2 separate regions of the Homo sapiens genome follow, and region 1 is linked to region 2. A link is an interaction called in ENCODE POLR2A ChIA-PET data of the cell type or tissue named here. Cell type or tissue: CD4-positive, alpha-beta T cell. All regions are shown on one strand.

Region 1 (2,500 bases), 120 kb after region 2:
GCCTGCAATCCCAGCACTTTGGGTGGATCAGTTGAGGTCGGGAGTTTGAGACCAGCCTGGCCAACATGGTGAAACCCCGTCTCTACTAAAATACAAAAAAAAATAGCTGGGTGTTTTGGCACATGCCTGTAATCCCAGCTACTTGGGAGGCTGGAAGCACGAGAGTCGCTTGAACCCGGGAAGCAGAGGTTGCAGTGAGCCAAGATCATGCCACTGCACTCCAACCTGGGCAACAGAGCAAGACTCTATCTCGAAAAAAATTAAATGGTTGAACCAATGGGTTTGTAGCCAACTCTTTTGACCTTTTTTAACTTATACCTTCTTTAGAATTTTAAAATATAAATTTAGTTTGGCTTTTTCTTCTTGGGTTTTTTTTCCCCCAAGTTGTTTGATTTAATGTGAAACGTTAAAATGGTCCCAAGTTTACAGAAACTGACAGTGAATGTGTGTCCTTAGACAAGGGCAGACTCTTTGTGTTTCCCTGTGTGCCCCTCCGGTCATGCTGCCTCCCAGCACTTCTGTGGGGGAAAAGCCAGCCCTCATTTCTCTGATGAAATGGTTTTACCTAGAACCTTCTTCTTAGCTGGTGGGTTTCAGGACGGAAACCCCAGTGAATGTTGATGAGGATGCCAGAGAATGACGACTGTCACCTGCGGTGAATGGTTGTTGCTTTATGGGACACTCGCCGAGAATGCATCACATTCTTAACACGGAGTTCATGGGAAAATGGAAAGTGCAAGCAAAAGTTACTGGCATTTCTCCTGGGGTAGAGGCTGCATTAGGATTCCTGGGGAGCAAGGCTGAGGAACAGTGTCACGTGTGTGGAGTTGCCGTGTGGTGTAGCTGTGTCCCGTTCAACCACACGGGGTGGGGAAAGGTGGCAAGGAAGAAGGGACACTGCTCAGTCGCTGCAGGTGCCTGGGACTGCCAGCCTGCAACGTGAGCCAGGAGCGACTGTCCCTCCCAGCCAACGGTGGGGTCCAGTGTTCACTCACCTCGTCCTTTCCAGGCAAGAAAGGCGCCCACCTGGTGTGACCCATGGCCCTGCCTGGCCATGGAGCGAGGGGTGTCTGCTCATGTCCGACCGGCTGTGAAATCGTGTGCCTGTCTCCAGCACAGCACTATCTCAAGGGGCTTTTTAAGAACTTAATTTAAATCACCCTGTGAGCTGGCTTTGGGACCTAACACCTGAGAAGGGCACCGTCCTCGTGGAGCGTGCCTGGAAGCTTTGCTGTTTGTTTTTATGTCAGCCCTGAAAGACATCAACCAGCATTGAGAAAATTGTGTTTCACAGGGTTATCAAAGATAAAGGACAGCATGCATGTTACACTCATGCTTTGCAAGTACCTACAGGTGGGGATTTCTGTGCACCAGAATCAAAACATTTTCAAAGACACTCTTGGCTGCTGGCTGTGTCTCATCTGAGCCTCTCAAATCTCAGGACCCAGAATGTGGGCAAACCACAGGCTTTGTCATCTGACAGCAAAGCGGGTGTTTGATAGGAAATCAGCTTCAGCTCTCCAGAGATGGGGAAGAAACAGTTCCACAAGCCGAACAAACCAGACTGGGCACTGCTGCTGCAGGCAGGCCTGGCATGAGAATGGACTGTGGGGGTCGGGGCCTCCCTCAGCGGGGCGGGGGCTGAGCTGATTCTGCCAGGGCTCTTCTCTGAGACGCGTCCATGCTCACAGCGATGGGTGGTGTGCTGGTTTTCCTTGTTGGGAGACCTGCCCCTGGAGTCGGGGTGGACTTGAATGGGTCCCATCAGCACCCAGCCTGGCCGTGCTGGGTGTCTCTGTCCCATGTTCACTTGAAGAGCTCAGAGGACGTTGGCGGCAAGGAGCCGGTGGGCTGGTTGCTGTGAACAGGTGGCAAGGAGCCCCTCTAAGAGTAAATGCTCAGAGGAACAGTCCAGTTTCAAAGGCCCCCAAATCTGTCTTCTCAGCAGGATTTCCCGGACTCCAGCCCTGCGTTCCTTGTTGTCTCTGCCCATCTCTGCTGCCACCTGCTCTTGGGCTCTTCTACTTTAAATCAGTTTCTGTTTTCTAATTTTTTAGGTGTCCTCTAAGTGGGGAAATAATCAAGGAAAATGTGTGGGATGAGAAGGTTGAATTCAGAGAAATGTAAGCTAATCCTCTCCATGGAGGAGACCAGCCACAGGCGGCAGGAAGGGTCTGAAGACCCACCGGGCAGTGACGTGGGCCGCCTCCCCGCAGCCCTGGTCCTGGCCCTGGCGCAGAGGTCCTCAGGGAGAGTATACTTTCCCCACAGACCTCGCTGCGCTCATCGGCTGTCTTGTGGACGTTTTGGTAGAGGTCAGGGTCAGGTGTTCACATCTTGATGCTTCCTGAGACATTATCTTCCACTCACCGTGCCCCGCCATGTGTTTCTGACACGGGCCCTTCGAGCTGGGAGGCTGACGTGCTTTTCCCAGCATCGCCGATGAATAGCCCCAGATACTGTTCGTCCGTGCGGCGTCCTTTTGGTTGCACTAACTCGG
Region 2 (2,500 bases):
GTGGACCTGCAGCACGCGAGGGGCCTCCAGCTTTCTGCACGGACACACCCTCTCGGGAGACGCCAGTGTCCGGTAAATAGCTCTTCACGTGGTTTACAAGCCCATGTTGGCTACTATTCAGAATTGCATATTAATTAAAAAGATTATAATCTCGTGCCAAATTTTTCTTTTTTAGGTGTCACTGTTAAATAACTTTTTAATCGTGGTTGCTAGTATAGTTTTTTCTTTTTCTTACCATCAGTGATTTGTTTTCTAGGTCTACTTTTCTAAACAGAAATGAAAACCATACATTGTTATGTGTTTCCTGTCTTTCATCTGTGTTTTATGATGCCGTCTGCACAGGGTTGTCTGGAGACTGAGTTGCCAGTGCCACCTGGGCTTGGCCAGCTGAAATTTCATTAATTTAGCAACAGAAAACTTAGGCTGTCGGGCGTGGTGGTGGGCACCTGTAGTCCTAGCTACTCATCAGGCTGAGGCAGGAGAAATGCTTGAACCTGGGAGGCGGAGGTTGCAGTGAGCCGAGATCACGCCACTGCACTCCAGCCTGGGCAACAGAGCAAAACTCCATCTCAAAAACAACAACAACAAAAACTCAGGCTGTGATTAATGTTTGAATTATTCTGAGAGAGTTTTTCCAACATGTAGGTTAAAGTTGCTTCTTTAAAAGAAAATTACCTGTGAATTCTTTTGTAGTTCCCAGGGCACCGGTGAGGGTAGGGGCGATCGCTGGTGATGGACCCGATTCGTGAATCCCTTTGTTTTGCAAATGCCCTTCACTGGCATCCTCACATTGTTCTCACATGGAGCTTTCATGATAAGCAGGTGAAGTCGTGACTGTTGTCTTCTGTGTCAGAAGAAAAAAGTGAGGCTAAGGGATGACGGAACTCACCTGGTGTTCGAGGAAAGCCTGTGAGTCTCGGAACTCACCTGGTGGTCGAGGAAGCCTGTGAGTGTCAGTCGTGCTGTAATGAATCTCTCTGTCCATGCAGGCTCATGTGATTAGCTGCTTCTGCATCCTCAGTTGCCGTCTGCCTGGCCTCCTGGCTCTGCTCCTCTTTCTGGAGAGGAGATTTTATGGCCTCAGAGAGTGTCACCCATGCAAAAGAGGACACACCTGAGAGCCTGAATGAAAAGCTGGTGCCACCTCCTGGGCGCCCCTGCTGCCTTCTCCAAGGAGGCTGTGACCCAGGAAAATGTGTGCGGATGGAATGAAGGAGAATTTGTTCCCAAATCCACCCTCTGTTGTTTCACACCTGTCTTAAGCCCCGACACATATTGAGACCTTCTCTTACTCATGTGGGTGTCTCGGAGGCCCCTGTCGAGTTCAGGAGTGTGGAGGCACCTGCGTACTGTCAGCCTGTGACCAACGCTTCCCTCACTGTGTGTCAGTGCTGCCATGCAGACACCCTGTCTGTGAACACACAACACACCCAGACATGCACGCAGGCTGAGTTCACATGGCTTCAGTTCTCACAGAGGCCAGTGGGGGTCTATCTTCCATTTTATAGATGAGGAAACTGAAGTTCAGGGAGGCTGTCCAATGGCTGACGATCACACGGGGTCGCTCCTCGCAGGAGGATGCAAGCCCATCTTTGGCCGGCCATCTTACCACACAGGAGATCCGCGTCAGTCGCCACTGCGTGTTTCCTACATTCTCTCTCTCTCCACGATGCTGCAGGGGTGTTGATAAACCCTGTGTTTACCTTCGGATCATGCCATCTTCACAATCCCAGCTACTCCACGAGATAAGCATGGCGGGTTGTGGTTGTCTCACGGTCTTCTCTCTTGATAAAAGCCTGAGAGAGGTGGGTGTAGTAGGAGATGGTTATCTCTTGGCTTGGGGTGCGTTTTCTGTTCATCCGTGCACCTTACCTCACCTCTTCAAAGGCAGGAAGGTGTGGAAGAGAGAGGCACATGGCAGAGGGGGTGGCTGAGAGTGGCAGGATGGGTGGAGGAGACCGACACTTCAGCTCAGAGTCTGCAGGCTCTGCTCTGGAGGGGAAGCTAGACCCAACGTGAGAAGCACGGTTCATTTCTCCTGTTTTTGTAAAATTGTGAAATATGGCGCCTCTTCACACACAATCTCTCCCGTTCCCCATCCTGACTCATGTCTCCATCGCCATTATAACCACATGATACTCTGTCTATCTGCATGTCTGTGTATTCGTTATTTACCTACCTGTCAATCATCCATCCATTTATCAACCTCTCTGCATCTGTCTACATATTCGCCAATCATCTACTTACCTATCAAGCATCCATTTACGTCCACCATCCGTCCATCTATCAAACATTTCATCCATTTACCCCACTACTCAGCCATTCTTCCACCATCCACCTCCCCACCTCTCACTTTCTTCCATAAGAATACGAGGTCCACACAGGCCAGGATCTCTGTTCTGTTCATTCGTGTAGGCCAAGCACCTGAAATACTGCCTGGCTTCTATATTTTGAAGGAAGATGAGGGAGTGTGACACATTTGGGGAACGGCAAGAAGTTA

The links. ChIA-PET counts read pairs that join two places held together with the same protein. Peaks named below come from ENCODE experiments on the same cell type or tissue, not always from the same donor. Only the 100,000 strongest peaks of a DNase experiment are listed, where the experiment ranks them.
Region 1: POLR2A ChIA-PET joins it to region 2 with 5 read pairs; 3 of 35 experiments call an interaction of 5 or more read pairs at or near these places.

The regions. Positions count from the first base shown.
Region 1 is chr10:351,159-353,658 of GRCh38, reverse strand. The region is part of intron 24 of DIP2C (disco interacting protein 2 homolog C); the gene reads left to right. Among named protein-coding and RNA genes, the nearest start is that of ZMYND11, 220 kb to the right of the region's middle. In CD4-positive, alpha-beta T cell, no CTCF peak of the experiment used is centred here; a DNase peak (open chromatin) is centred at 1,418.
Region 2 is chr10:469,842-472,341 of GRCh38, reverse strand. All of the region lies in intron 3 of DIP2C (disco interacting protein 2 homolog C), which reads left to right. Among named protein-coding and RNA genes, the nearest start is that of DIP2C-AS2, 160 kb to the left of the region's middle. RefSeq lists an enhancer at 1,419-1,934. In CD4-positive, alpha-beta T cell, CTCF peaks have their summits at 1,289 and 1,492; DNase peaks (open chromatin) are centred at 1,561 and 1,861; H3K4me3 peaks cover 908 bases; H3K27ac peaks cover 969 bases.